Regions from separate parts of the Homo sapiens genome. Here region 2 is linked to region 1. A link is a loop called in an ENCODE intact Hi-C map of the cell type or tissue named here. Cell type or tissue: HCT116. All regions are shown on one strand.

Evidence for each region. Peaks named below come from ENCODE experiments on the same cell type or tissue, not always from the same donor. Only the 100,000 strongest peaks of a DNase experiment are listed, where the experiment ranks them.
Region 2: a loop joins it to region 1, with 20 times the contacts of the local background. A loop is called at or near these places in 2 of 110 quality-filtered maps.

What each region holds. Positions count from the first base shown.
Region 1 is chr5:146,422,547-146,430,546 of GRCh38, forward strand. No RefSeq gene overlaps it. Among named protein-coding and RNA genes, the nearest start is that of TCERG1, 21 kb to the right of the region's middle. In HCT116, a CTCF peak has its summit at 4,810 (motif pointing left); a DNase peak (open chromatin) is centred at 4,775.
Region 2 is chr5:145,903,943-145,911,942 of GRCh38, forward strand. It overlaps a transcript of GRXCR2 not described here. Among named protein-coding and RNA genes, the nearest start is that of SH3RF2, 29 kb to the right of the region's middle. In HCT116, a CTCF peak has its summit at 4,451; a DNase peak (open chromatin) is centred at 4,439.

The DNA.
Region 1 (8,000 bases):
TTGAATCCAGGAGGTGGAGGTAGCAGTGAGCCAAGATTGCGCCATTGCACCCCAGCCTGAGTGACAGAGCGAGACTGTCTAAAAGAAGGAATTTGGCCCTTTTTTGCTTCCTGCCTGCCTGCTTGAGCTGGAACATCTGTCTTCTGCCCTCGGACTGGGATTTTCACAACTGGCTTCCCTAGTTCTTAGATCTTCAGACTTGGACTGTAATCCCAGCTACTCGGGAGGCTGAGGCAGGAGAATCACTTGAACCCAGGGGGCGGAGGTTGCAGTGAGCAGAGATCACACCATTGCACTCTAGCCTGGATGAAAGAGTTAAACTCTGTCTCAAAGAAAAAAAAAGTATATATATATAATCAATAAGGATAGGAAAACCCTAATGTTGAATTTAAAAAGAAACAAACGAACCTATTTCAAGGTTTAAAGGCTTTTAAACAGACTTCTACTTTTAAGTGGGCTACATTCTAAGGACATTTTTTAAAACTGTAATCTTGAACTTTGTTAGGTTTGTTGTTGGTAGTGGTGTTGATGTAGTAAGTCTAATATTATTGAGTATTATAGAAGAGAGCAGAAGAGTAAATATAGTGATGTTCATGAAAACCAGCATTCTTCCTTTGAGAAAAGAGAGGTAAAAATATGGGCTGGGCGCAGTGGCTCACGCCTGTAACCCCAGCCCTTTGGGAGGTCAAGGTGGGATCACTTGAGTCCAGGGATTCGAGACCAGCCTGGGCAACAAAGCAAGACCCCATCTATAAAAAAAAAAAAAATTAGCTGGGTAAGGTGGTATGTACCTGTAGTCCCAGCTACTTGGGAGGCTGAGGCAGGAGGATTGCTGGAGTCTGGGAGGTTGAGACTGCAGTGAGTTATGATATTGCCATGGGACTCCAACCCAGGCAACAGAGCAAGACCTTGTCTCAAAAAAATGAAAAAGATAAAAATATGGACTGGGAGGACAAGAGGAAGAACTGCTGGTATTGGATTGGAGTTGGGGGATTCAGATAAATTAATGATTTTAAATAAAATATACTTTCTGGCTCTGTCTACTGAAAGGGCCTAGAGGCAATGAGACTCCAATAGCAAGAGCACTCTTCCTACTCATTTTTTTTTCTAAGAACTGAAGGTTTCCACTAAAAGAAACTGAATCTCCTTGGAGAAATGGCTGATTCAATGTCTGGAGCAAAGAAAGTGCAAGATGAGCCTGGGACCTCCTCTGCTACAGAATCGTGAAATAAGTAAAGAAGCACTCAAAACCAACAGGCATATGTCAGAAGGACACAGAGACCAACTGGAAGGGGCTCCCGTTGGCCTAATTTGGGACAAATTGAGAATTGAAAAGAAAACCGATGGTAATGATTTTTCCTAGTTGACAGTGATACTCAAGAACATTAAAAGGTGAGTATGAGAGGAGAGCATTTGCTTAAACAGCAGAATGCCAGCTTGTAAATGTGGAAGAAATGATAGGATTAGAAAAATTGTGATTTTTGCAATCACCAACATTATAATTGATTCAGTCAAAGTTTATTAATGAATGCTAGAACATGGTAAAAGTTGTGGAGGAACAAGATATTTTCATATCCTCCATGTACCATCCCAGAGATTACTTATTAATTATAAAGTGGGGAAATATACCTTTACAGTGAAGAATTCTAGCAGGCAACACCTTAATCAGAGGATTAAATTTAGCATCACCTATAACAGGGCACAGTGATATCATATGCCTCTTGTTATGAACACTGAGAGGGACCCAACATCACTTCTGTAGAAGTTTTTGCTAAAAGTCTTTAACTAAATCTAATTCTGAAGAAATATCCAGATAATCCAAATTGTGGGACATTCTATAAAAGAACTGACCTGAAGGCCCTCTCCCCATTTCCCCGCAAATGTCAAGAGAACTGTTCTAAAATAGACTATAGAGACGTGACAGCTAAAACAGCATGTGATTCTTGATGAATCCCGGATAAAAACAAAAACAAAGGCAAAACTAAGACAAAACAAAACAAGTAAAGCTTCAAAGGGTGGTACTGGGGGAAAAGCTATATATATTTAATAAGACTTTTAAAATATTAGATAATACCTCAATGTTGAATCTATTAGATTGACAATTTGGTTATACAGGAAAATGTCCTTGTTTCTTTGGAGGTAAATGCCAAAGTACTATGGAGTGAAGCTTCATAAAGTTTTTAATGTACTTTCCAATTTTCAGCCCCCAAACCCCACTATCTATCTATCTGTCTATGAAAAACACCCATATACGTATATGGAGTTATGTACAATAAACAAGAGTAGTGAAATGTTAACAATGGGTGATTGCAGGTGAAGGATATTTGAGAGTTCATTGTATTTTCTTTTTAAACTTTTCTGTAGGTTTAAACATTTTCAAAATAAAAGGTTGGGAGTTAGGGAGGCATAAACATGTGGGCTGCCGGTGGATGCCTGGCCCCAAGGCAGTCAACCTACAGATTCACAGCTAGAGACCTAGGACCTAAGCCACATGGCCTGAAAAGATGAGCTATTCTATATTGGTCAGGATCCTCTTGGCTTCAAGTAACAGGACACCCGAGTCAAAGTAGCTTAAACCTTAAGGATACCTCATGTAACAAGAAGTCTGAAGGTAAGTGGCTCGAGGGCTGGTCAGTTTGTCAGCTCAAGGATGTTGACGCCCTCTTCTGTCAGTTTCTCTGTCGTTCTCTTGGCTTTGCCTCATGGGTGCATGATAGGTACAACCGCGTCATGCATCATGTCCTCATGTGACATCCAAAGCAGGCAGGAAGCGGGTGGGCCAGCTCCCTCTCAGGCCTCCCCGTCTCGTATCAGGGATAACACTCTTTCCCATAATCCGCCCCCCAGCCCCGCAAAAGTTCCCTTACCTCTCAGCGCTCTTACAAACCAATGATGTATTCACCACCTGAGGTTGTTCACCTGAACAAACCTGATGAGGAGGGTGGTTGCTGAGTGGGCAGCCAGCGGTGTTGGCCACAGGAGCCAACCAGACTCCCCCCGCTCAGGAAACTAAGCCTAGAAACGCAACTTGTGTGTGCTGTTAGCAGTCCAGCTGATGGTGAATGGACAAGAAGTTGAGGACATGAGCCATGGATAAGCCAAGGTTAAGACAAAAGAAAACACCATCTCTATCCCTGTAGTGATAGAGGGTGAGAAAGCCATTTGGTAGGGAAAGTGAAATAGAGCACATGGTCTGAGTCAGTGAAGCTGCCCTTAGGGTTAGAAATGGCTCCCCCAGCTGCCTGGATCCCTGATGTTTTCTGGTTAAGATTTCAGTTCCAGGCCACATAGAATGGACTAGTCAGAACTCCTTATTGGCCAGTAACAGAACAAAATACTGCCCTGGCATCAAAGAGGAATTAGTTTAAAATGTTCAGGAATGTCTTACTATCTAAGGCAAGAATTGTAGGAAGTGTAGCCAGGCCTTAGAAAGTGCTAGCACCAGGTGGCTTCTCTTTGACTCTTGTCTCTGTGTTTCTCTACTGAGCATTTTATTCTTATCTCTGCAGTAGATAAGCAAATATCTTCGCATCTGGTCTCCAATGTTATTATCATACATCCACCCACATCTCCTGAATTCTCATTAAAGTTTTGACGCTGCTGAGAGCCCATGTGGTAGACAGTCCCTCGGTCCTACTTTCAAATTCCCAGAGGAGAGAAGCTGAGAAGCCTAAGTTGGGTCAGATGTCCAATCTGTCAAGTCCATGGGCTTCAGGTCACAACAGATAAATAGTGGGTAAGGAGGAGGAGTATTAGGAGAAAGGGGTCACTGATGTAAGGCCGCAAAGATATCCCAACGGCATCCACTATGATCCCCTTAAAGTACTGGTTCTCAAGGTTGGGGGTAGGAATTCCTCCCCACCCCCACTTTTGGCAATGTCTGGAGGCATTTTTGGTTATTACAGCTTGGGGGGTGGATGCTACTTCCATCTAATGGGTAGAGGCCGGGGTGTTGCGAAACATCCTAGAATGCTCCTATGACAGAAAATTACTTTGTCCAAAATCTCAATAGTACTGAGGTTGAGAAATCATGCTCCCCTTTTGATCCTGTAATGGGCCTTTCCACCAAATGGAGCATCGGTATTCACAGAGCACAAACCCATGCCTAATATGTAGGAGGACTCTTAAATATTTGCTGGACAGAAGGTGAGTGAAAATACCATTCTAAAACAGGGTGGACACTGATTCTACTTCTGATTACCCAGGTTCAGGGTGTACTCTGGGTGAAGCCACCATGGGAGCGCACAAAGGCAGGGAATGGTGAAATTCTTGCCTTGGGGAGTGGAAGGTAGGGGTGTGTAGAACAGAAGATGGAATAAGCAGAAACAGATGCAAATAGAAGACAGAACCATAAACCCACGCACAACTTGCTCTTGCAAGTGCTCACAACACAAGTAGCAGCTGCTTCTCTGGTACCTGCCCCTCCTACACACCATAAGGGAGAGCTGCCGAGCCTTAAGTCCTAAACAGCTGTAGGATATGATATAAGCATCTTTCCCCCCAGTAATTCGTCGGGCAGGCAGGTACAGGCTCCAGGCCACTGGGGTTTCTTTTTTGGTTTAGTAGATACATGTGCTTTCATTTCTTAAGGAACATTGTCAGCCTGAAATCTTAGAAAAACAAAAACACCTGTAAATAATTCAGAGTGAAGACAACTCCAGAAATAAGGAGAGGGAAGAGTTTGTAAGGCTGAGTATTTTCCTAAAACTCCTGACAACCAGAGTCTACTACTGGGCAAAGGAGAATAAGTTTTCTGGCAGAAACGCCAGAAAAGTTAGATAATGCAAAGTCTTTGCTGCCCTCTACTGATGAAAATGAAGACTAACGTGTGGTTTGAGAGGAGAGAGGTTTTTCAATTACCATTCCATTTTTTCATTTACTTTTTCAACACCTATTTACTCAGCTTATACTTGGTGCAGGTGATGTGCAAAGCATTGAGTACAGTAGCAAAAATTACAGAGCAGGTGCTTGTTCTCATGAAACTTACAATCTGCCAAAGGAAACCAATTTTGTATGTCAACAAACAGGAAACATTTTAAGGTTGTTGAAAGTGCTCTGAACGTTAACAGGCTAATGTGGAGATGTGTGGGTGGGGGAGACGGGGTACAGGGGGATGGCAGGCAATTTAAGAATGGAAGGTTGTGACAACGCCAGCTGTGCCAGGAGAGGCCAAGAGCTTTTCATGCAGAGAGAGAAGTGGGTGTAAACTCCAGAGACAGAAAAGTGCTCCCTGGGTCCTTGAACTCCGTGCAGGAGCAGAGGGCTGTGTGGAGAGGCCAGAGAAGTGGGCAAGTACCAGTTCACAGAGGGTCCCAGTATTTTGCCCAGGAGCTGGGATTTTGTTTGGGATACATTTTATTCAGAAGAGGAAGCTATTGAGCATTTGCTATTTTTGTCTTTCAAGGACTATTTTTTTTAATAGTACATACTCGCTACAGGGTATCAATAAAGATTTTTTTTTCCCAGAAATATCAGAAAGTTTAAAAAGTGCATACATTAAATAACTATATTAACATCTAGAGAAGCCGGGCGCAGTGGCTCACGCCTGTAATCCCAGCATTTTGGGAGGCCGAGGTGCGTGGATCACTTGGGGTCAGGAGTTCAAGACCTGCCCGGACAACATGGTGAAACCCTGTCTTTACTAAAAATACAAAAACTAGCTGAGCGTGGTGCCACGCACCTGTAGTCTCAGTTGATCCAGAGGCTGAAACACGAAGATTGCTTGCACCTCGGAGGCGGAGGTTGCAGTGAGCCAAGATCGCACCACTGCACTCCAAGCTGACTGACAGAGCGAGACTCCATCTCAAAACAAAACAAAAATCATCTAGAGGATTATTTTGTCTTCTGTGTGGATGATGGACAGTAGGGCAGCGGGGCAAGAGGAGGAGACAGAGCCAGGTGGTGCTGTGTGGGAGTCAAGCTGGGAAGATGGACAGAAATGAATGGATATGAGGTGGCTTTGGTGGTCTCACCTTCAGGACCCTCTGGTGGGTTGGATGTGGAGGACAGTGACACGGAGAGAGCTGCCAAGGCTGTGAGGACAAGAAAATCAGCTATGACACACGTTTGAAGAGCAGTGGCACCTGCAGGCTCCATCCCTGGCTCTTTGCTGGCCAGTGGGCCAGGGCCATTTGCCTGCCCACCATGCTCTCTCCTCCTGCCTAGTCTGGGTGATTACACCTGACAGGGTTCAGAGAGGCATCCCTCATAAAAATGGCCATAAAGCCGTTTGCTAATACGAAGCCTCCCATAAATGTCAGGTGATGAGAATTACAGCCCCGCAGGCTCATAAAAGAGCATGTCATGGCTTGAGGAAGCCACAGCGACGGTGAGGGCACCAGACTGTCTTTCCAAGCTGTATTTTAGTTTCGGGGAAGATATGACTGGAGGAAGTGCAGTGCTGGCTGAGGCCAAAGTGGCTCAGAACCTTAAGTGAAAGGCCCAGTTATGAAACCTGTCAGCAAAGCTTCCGTCCCGTGGCCCAGGGCTTCTTCAAGGTGAAGTGGAATGTATTCTGAACTTGTAGAACTTAGCCAGGAGGAGTAGGGGCATTAGTGAACCTGGCCTCAGGCAGCCTCTGATTCCGGGGAATAAACAACATACTGTTTCCTACTTTTTCCAATCCTTGACCCACCTGTCAGCTAATTAGTACATAGCCCAGGTGTTCTCTCTGCCTTGAGCTGCTCCCCTGCTTACCATCTGTCTAGCAATCCTTTGATGCACCCCATATGTCTCACAGCCCTGACCCCCCAACCTCTTTCTTTCTCTCCCTTTATTTTTTTTCTCTCTCTTTCATGTCCAGTCAACATTCAGCTAAAAATCGCTGGTATCCTATAATAAACATGACATTGTGCTGGGATTCTGGAAACCAGGCTGGGGGCAAAGAAACATGATATGAAGACCCCATCCAGAAGAAGTTACACATCTAGGACAGGCAGCTAGGTGAGTAACTTCTTCTGAGAGCACATCCACACTTAAAAAGTAAAACAATAGTAAATAATTGTGGCCAATATCAATATTGAAGGCTGATTGCATGCCAGGTACCTGCCAAGGGCATTAGCTCTTGTGGTCCTCCTGATAACCTGTTGAGGTGAGTACTACTATGATTCTCATGTTGAGATCAAGAGGCTGAGGCTGGGGAGGTGGGGACCTTTGCAGGGCGACATAGCCTGTGACCTTTTTAAATGCAGGTTGGCATGATCCTGAAGCCTGTATGCCGCTCGGCTCTGGCACATCAACCAGGATAAACTGAGGCTCCTAATAGTATGGGCATATCCTGCATGCTGCTCCACTTCTGGGGCCACTCTGCCTTTTGCTCGCTCTTAACTTTTCTTCCACACACACCACACATACATGTGCACACACACACATCTTGATCCATAATCCCATCCTGACCCCTATCCTTTGGATCCTAATGACATTTTGACATTGAATAAAAATTATGCAAAATTATTGCCTGCTCATTGAGAGAGCAATTTCAGGAACAAACACCAATAACCCCAATAAATTCCAATAAACTCAACATAATAATTAGCCTTAATAAATAATAAACACCAATATATTTTTGAATCAATTTTTATATTACATAACGTTGTTTTAATTTTGGGGATTAATTCTTTTTGGTTTCCTAAAGTGGTTTCTTTTCTTTTTTTTTGAAACAGGGTCTCACTCTGTCGCCCATGCTGGAGTACAGTGGCATGATCACGACTCACTGCAGCCTCAACCTCCTAGGCTTAATTGATCCTCCCAACTCAGCCTCCCAAGAAATAGCTGGGACCCCAGGCGCGTGCCACATGCCAGGCTAATTTTTGTATTTTTTGTAGCGATGGGGTTTCACCATGTTGTCCCGGCTGGTCTGAAACTCCTGGGCTCAAGTGATTCACCCACCTCGGCCTCCCAAAGTGCTGGGATTACAGGCATGAACCACTGTGCTTGCCCTAAAGTTATGTCTGGCAGTTCTTTATGTAAATTTTAGAGTGAAAATTTAATCATCAAGAGTT
Region 2 (8,000 bases), 520 kb before region 1:
TGAAGCCTGAGGTCCCAAATGTTGACTGTAAATACTCCTCTCTGATGAAAATTTCACAACACTTTAGAGACATGCCCTGAAGTGGTTTAACAATCAGTTGTGTCGGGAAAGGCTGAGGAGGACTCCTAACTGGAGCTGAGTGGGGTCTGACTAACCCCAGATTTGTGTGTGAATGTGGATCTCTGCCCAGAAGGGAGTGAAAACAGAGCTCTGGGAGGATGACATCCCTCACGCCAAGGATCCTCAATCCCACCCCAGGGCAGACACTAGGAAACACACAAATGTTCACACACGTACATCCTCACACCCCACCTCCACCCTCTCCTGAGAACCAGCATCGCTGAGGAAACATGGGATGGTAGATCCAGAGTAGGGCCCACAGTAACCCGGATCTGGCCTGATGGTTGATGGGATCTTGCCCCTGGAAATGGTTTTCCCTAGGCCTTAATTTTACTATCTGTAAAATGAAAGACTTGGACTTGAAGTTTTTAACCTCTGACAATCTACGGTTCCTTAATGAGATGAACACCTTCCTAACCCACTGAGGAGGTAGGTTGCCTTCCTGCAGCCTGGACTTGGCTCTGGAGCCACCAGTTTTATTTGTCACACACAAATCCTCATACCCCTTCCTTGAGAATCTCTTCCCCTGCTCCGTGTGGTCCTGGCAGGAGCCAGAAGACCCCACAGTCACAGCCACAGTGATTGGTTCGGGGTTGGACAGAGTAAGTCAGATGCTGGCCTGATGTTTCTGTTACCTATTTTTGAGTATCACACTGCTCTAAAACCTAATGACTTTAAATGACAATCATTGTATTCCCTCTCATGGTTCTGCAGCTGGAGTTTCAGCCATCTAGAGGCTGGACCAGTTGCCTCCAGATGGGATGAGCCTCACATGCTCTGTTGGTGCTGGTAGCAGCTGAGGACTTAACTGGGGCTCTTGAAGGGCGCATGGTTCTTCTCCCCTCCGTGGCTTGGGCTTTTTAGGGTGTAACAGCTAGGTCCAAAAGGAAGCAGTCCAAACAAGCAAGTCCGCATGCACCGTGACTTATCCAGCTTCTGCTTACATCATGCTGGCTAAAGTCCTACTGGTCAAAACAAGTCACACATCCATGCTCAGAGCCACTGAGGGAGGGAACGACCCAAGAGAGTGATTACCAAAAAGCATGGTTCTTTGACTACCACCAATCAACCAATAAATTACTTTTTGTACTTACACAGTCACCAAAATACCCTTGACTGATATAGAGTCAATATTGGATCTGAATTCAATTCTTATCCTTACCACTTATCAGCTATGCAGCCCAAAAGTTGCCTAGCTTATCAGAGATTCTGTTTCTTTATCCTTAAAATAGAGATAATACCCAGTAATACTGTTCTGAAAAGTAAATAACATGTAAGGCCTGAAAACACTTTATAAATCCAAATGTGTGCTATACAAATAAACATACCACAGTGACGAAGAGAGAAACTGTAAGTTTAAGGCAATTTGGTTTGTTATTCATTCATTTTTATTAGAGATGTACTATGTACACAATATATTTTAACTGCCTGTATGGTGTAGAGGGGATGCCTAAGCCCTCAAAGAATTTAGAGTCCAATAGAGGAAATTGGTATTTACATATATAACATTAAACCAAGGCACCTTCAAAAATGCTGCTTCAAGAGAGGAAATAAAGTATTATGGAGAGAGATGGAGGGAATAAATAATTCCGAGTTGCATGGACGGGGTAGGAGAGGAATGAGGACATCTTCAAGAATGTGGCACTTAACCTGAGACATAAAGAGTGTGTTGGCTTTTATATGCATAGAGGAGGCAAAATGCATTCAGGAGAGCAGTCACTAAATGAACAAAGGCTGGGAGGCATATAGTAAGTGCTTAATAAGTGTTATAGATGTATGAATAAATAAATAAATGAATGAACAAATAGTGGTCCAAGAATAGCACATGGTCCAGCGTTTCCATAGCAAAGAGAATGTGGGAGTGCTTGGTGAGAGAGAAAACCAGAGGAATAGATTGGGGCTACATTATGATGAGTTTTGAATGCCAGACCAAGAATTTCAGCATTTATTTTAATCGGGAGCCATTGAGGATTCTGGGGCATAATAGTCACAAGATCATAACCATATTTTACAGAAATCACTCTGTTGGTAATGCAGGATGAGCCTGGTAATGGCACCTATGTATGTTTCTCCCTACAGAGGCACCCCTCCTTCCCTTCTCAGTCTGTGGAGTGTGGGTGGGCCTGATACCCCCACTCTCTCACTCTCCTCTGGGGATGATCAGATGATTCGACTGGCCAAGGGGAGTATTTCATTCCTCTGCATCACAGGGATTGGTCCAGGGATGGGCACCTGACTTGAGCCAGGCCAGTGAGATGGTGTCCTTGGACTTTAGGGGAAAATGTTAAAAAAAAAAAGGGGGGTGCTTATCTTCCCTCACTGGCATTGCTTATCCGATAGCATGTATGTCTGAAGTTGATGGGGACAATAAAAACCTGCCTGAGAATGAAGCTAACAGGAAAGAAATTAGAGACAGCAGAGAAAGGAAGTCCCTGACTGATGGCTTCATTTGAGTTCCTGGATAGAGCTGCCCTGAAAATAACATTTCCCTGAATTTCCAACAGCACTGGAAGTAATCCAATCACATTCCTTTCTGGCTTGAATTGCTTTTCTGCCTTTTTGTCATGGAATGATTCCTGATTAGATAGAGTTGGGCACTGTGTTAATCCCTAAACAGTCATTCACTCACCTAATAAATATGTTTCAGTGTCTGCCAGCTGCCAGCTACTCTTCCGGGCACTGGAAATAGAGTGCAAAAATAGACAAAAGTTCCTTCCCTCATGGAGCTTACATTTTAGTTGAAGTTGTGGGGGACAGACAATAAACAAAATCAGTGAGTTAAATGTATAGTATGCAAGATAGTGATCCGAAATGAAACAGGGGAGGGAACATGGAAGCAAGTTTGCAATTTTATATAAAGTTATCATGGGAGGCTTGGCTGAGAAGGGACTTGCAGTTGGTGAGGGGGTCAGCCTTGTGGAGAGGAAAAGCTTTCCAGCAAAGGGAACTTCTGTTGCCAAGGCAGGACCGTGCCTGGAAGGTCCGTGGAGCAGCAAGGAGGCCGGGGTGGCTAAGGCATAGAGGACAGGGGGTAGGTCAGATGAGATTAGAGTGATAATAGGGGAAGGTGGGGATCTTGGAAGCCTTTTTAAGAATTTGCCTTTCATCCTGAGAGACAGAAGCTATTGGGGAGTTTTGAGCAGAGGAGGGGCATGTACTGATGCAGATTTAAAACGATTGCCCTGGCGGAATGCAGTGGTTCACACCTGTAATCCCAGCACTTTGGGAGGCCAAGGCAGGAGGATCTTTTGAGGTCAGGAGTTTGAGACCAGCCTGGCCAACATGGGGAAACCCCATCTCTACTAAAAATACAAAAATTAGCCAGGCATGGTGGCGGGCAACTGTAAGCCCAGCTGCTTGGGAGGCCAAAGCAGGAGAATCGCTGGAACCCAGGAGGCGGAGGTTGCAGTGAGCTGAGATCGTGCCACTGCACTCCAGTCTGAGCGATGGAGTGAGACTCCCTCTCAAAAAAAAAAAAGTAATAATAATAATAAAATGATCGCTCTGGCTGCCACATCGAGTATAAAGAAGGGAGACCACAGAAACCAAGAGAGAGGGTGGTGACTCGGCCTGTGGTGGGAGAGATGGTCAGCCTCTGGATCTGTTTTGAAGGTAAAAGCCAATAGGAGTTCCTGGTGAATCCGACACGGGGTCCTGGAAGAAAGAGAGAAGTGTTGGGGAAGAAGAATAGGTATTGGGGACAGAGTGGTGGAGGAGCTAGGCATTTTTTACTTGAGCAACATTTTTGCTTGAGTGCCTCAAAGGATAGAGTTGTTATTAGCAGATGTGGGGAAGACAGACAGGAGCAAATTTAAGGATGAAGTTCCGGTGTTTGTTTCTATCATGTTAGATTTGAGGTGCCTGCTAGACTTCTAAGTGGAGACACGGAGTAGGTGGTTGAATATCAGAGTCTCACATTAAAAGAAAAGGTCTGGACTGCAGCTGTAAGTCTGCACCAACCTCAGAGAAAGATCAGAGGAAGCTCCAGCCTTACCAGTTCTATGAGGAAGATGCTCTAGCTGTTTTACCTCCCCAATGTCATGTCTTCTTTGTCCTATTTCCAACTGTAATTGCCTTGTAAGACAATGAGATGAGATGCACTGTCCTCCAATCTCAGAAGTCGATTCTAAATTCCGACAATCCTAACCAAAAAGACTATTTTTAAAAAACAGTTTTCAAGTTTAAAGTTCAGCTCTAGGAATCCAAGAGAACAGGAATGACCATGTACAAGAAAATAAAAGCAAACTCCCCAGGAACAAAGAGTCCTACCTATGAAGCCTCAAGAAAATCTGGAAATTCCTAGGATGTACACAAGGAGGAGCAAGGCAGGCAAAGAGAGTGATGCTGGGGCTGACAGGTGGCAGATGAGGTGTTGATTCAGAATCCTGGTGGGTTTCATCAGCTGATGAATACTGAAAGGCTCTGACAATTTTATTTCTGGCTTAAAATAGGAACTATGAATATGGAGGGATCTTTTAAATGTTAATAGAAGCAGTATTAAGGAAGAAAATTGGACCTATTGTTTTGCAAACAGCTGGATCTACTGAAGCAAATTCAGTGTGTATTTCTGAGGATTCCTTTCAAAATATGCTCAATTATAATAAGCAAAAACTCCAGGGATGCTCACTGTAGGAAAAGGACCCTGGGGATTTGGAATCAGAAGATCTGGCTTCCAGCTCCAGTTCTTTGGCAATCATTGACTTCTGAATGTCACATTCTAAAATGCAGATTCCAAGATTACTCAAGGCTGCTGGGAGGTAGAAGAAAGGCAATGTACGTAGTAATGACAGAGCTAAAAGCATTGAGGGCTACCACTGCAGGCACCGGGCTAGGTAACTGATGGGCACTGACCCAAGACTTCTGCATCTGGAAGATGCGGGTTAAGGTTGAGGACTTTGGAAGAAGATCTGGGTTCAAATCCCATCTCTGCCACTCATTTGCTGGGTGAGCTTAAGCAAATTATTCATCCTCTCTGTACTCAATCACCTCATCCACAAAATGGGGATGATAACACTTCTTGTCTTATTAAGGACATTATCAAAAAAATAAATGAGCTATTATATGTGAAGCACTTAACATAGTACACAGCACATCATACTCAACAACTATTGGCATTTATTGCTATTATATGTAATTCATAACAGGCTATGAGGCGCGCAGTCATTACTACTGCCATATTATAGCTGTTGAGTTAGAATGATCAAATAACTTGTCCCAAGCACTTAGCTGGTAAATAATAAACATCACTAGTAAATAGTAAAGAATGTAGAAGTGGTAATTATTTGTATTTTTGTATTTAGAAGGATTCGTCTATTTTCAGCTTCTGCTCATTCTGTTTCTCAGCTGAGATGCTATTAACTTCCATCTCTCTGCAGTTGCCTCTATCCAAGTATCCAGTTATCACTCACATGTCACACTTTCAGAGAAGACTTTCCTGACCATCAAACTAAAGCAGTCTCTATTGCCCCCCTCAGTGTAACTGCCTGTAATGTTACCCTGTTTTATATTCTTTACAGAAGGTATCCATTAGCTTGCTTGTTTGGTTGTGGTCTGTCTCCTCTCGCCAGAATATAAGCATGGACTTTGGCTTCTTCATCAATGCCTAGAATAGTGCCTGGCACATAGTAGATGCTCAATAATAGAATGATTACTGACTAGTAACAATTCTCTCACCACCTGTCTGAGCCTTCTGACCATGACCTCATTTTACTTCTCTTATAAATCCTTTTTAATCAATTAGTCTTTCTTCAGATCCATCAGAAAACAATCAAAAAGTTGGGATAAATATTGCTGATCTCTTGATTTATATATTCTACCCCCCGCCCTCACCCCTCGCTTCCCAATTCCTCTCTCCTGCACATTTACAAGGCTAACAGGACAGTACGATCAGACACGATTTCTCCTCTCCTGAAGGCTGGTGCTAAACTGTAAGGCTTAACGAGATTCCCATTGCTCTTACTCATTGGAACTGTCACGCTGTGGCTGAACCAATATTGGGAGTCATATTGTACATCGAAGTTCATTTTGTTCCCACGCTATTGTACCTGCAAGTGGAGTCTCTGTCACGTTTGTTTTAATACCAGGGTTCCAGAGGGAAAATGCCAACTGAATTCATTACTAAAATAAATTGAAACTACATGAGTAGGCTGAAATGGAAGAGATTTCTAAGACACTTTAACTTCTGAAACTCGGGGTCCAGTCATAAACGACAACCTCTGAAACACATGCCACCTCTCATTGGAAGCTAAGAGTCTCTTGGCCAGGACCAGAGACCAGTCTGACCTTTGCGAATCTGCATTACCCTTCCCCATTAACCAACAAAAAGGGACCTTCTTGCCCAGAGACTTTCTTTTTCCTTCTTCCCAGTAATTTCCCCACTGTTCATAAAAATAATGAGAGCATTAATAGTAATATAATTATATACCAACTGTTAACCTTTTAAAATGATTCATAATTATAATGAATAAGTATATACTTATAATAGTATAAGTATAGCTACTTCTACTTTGTATATACTTTCGTAGTACATATGATTACATACTATCCACTATTTCAATGTCTGAGATACAGTAGTGACACATAGCTGTACCTCCTATCTGCACTGTCATGGGGAAGACAACATAAAAGATATATAAATCAATGAATTATACATTGTGGTAAGTGCTATGAAGAAAACTCATACAGGGTTGAGACTGAAGGAGGAAATCTACTTTAGATGAAGCAGATAAGATTTAAGCTAAAATCAAAGGGTAGATAAGAAGGGGAACTATGTGAAGTGTGTGTGTGTGTGTGTGTGTACCCGTGCATGCACACACATGTGTGTACAACTACAGGCACATCCCCACTCTGTGGATGAGGACGCCAAGGCCCTGAAAAGTTAAATTTCTTGCCCAAGATCACTCCCATGTTATGAGGCAGGGCTTCTTTTGTATTTTTTTTTTTGGAAGCAAATTTAAATGTGTCATTTACTTTTATTTTCATTTTTAAAAAGGGGTTATATTATTTTTATTGAAAATACTTAATTGGCGAATTAAAATTTTATATGTTCAAGGTGTACAGCGTGATGATTTGGTATATGTTGTGTACTGATCACCACAAATTAATGAACACATCTATCAGCACCTCGAGTTAACATTTTAGGAACTAGTTTGGTCAAACTCTGAATTACACACCCTTTCCACAGTTCTATGCTGTTTCTTGCTTAAATCAGAGAAGATAGAGGACTGGTGCTTAGTCGGAGAAAGAGGTCAGGTGTCACGGTCTGGCGTCCCCTGTGCATTGCAGTGATGGCTGAGCAAGGTTCCCAGGGCAGCTGCAGTTGCAGCTATGGGTCTGCAGAGTGGAAAAGGCTCTTGCTCTGCCACAGAGGGAGAAGGGGTGAAAGGTACTGAAATGAAAGGAAAGCATCAAAGCCGAGAACACTACTTGTAGAAAATGTGGCTGACAAGTGGTCCAAGAAAATATCTAGGAGATGAAAACTTTGGAAGAACTGACCCGAAGCCAAGACAGATGAACTTGAGTCCCCAAATTCACACTTCCTTTGGGTCCACTGAGCAGGTGGAACTCAGATATTGGTCAAAGTCCATTTCTGAAATCCCCTTCAGATCCCATAGCCAGATTACTTTTCCCATTTCCTCCTTTAATTCGTTCAGAAGGGACACATAGAATGTATTCTACTCCTGGCACTGACAGCACAAAGAGAATGAAGTGGCCAGTGACTGGCCTCCTCTAAATAGGTTCATCTGACCAGGCGCTGTGGCTCACACCTGTAATCCCAACAGTTTGGGAAGCCAATTTGGAAGGATCACTTGAGTCTAGAAGTTCGAGACTAGCCTGGGAAACATAGTGAGACCCCATCTGTACAAAAAATACAACAACAA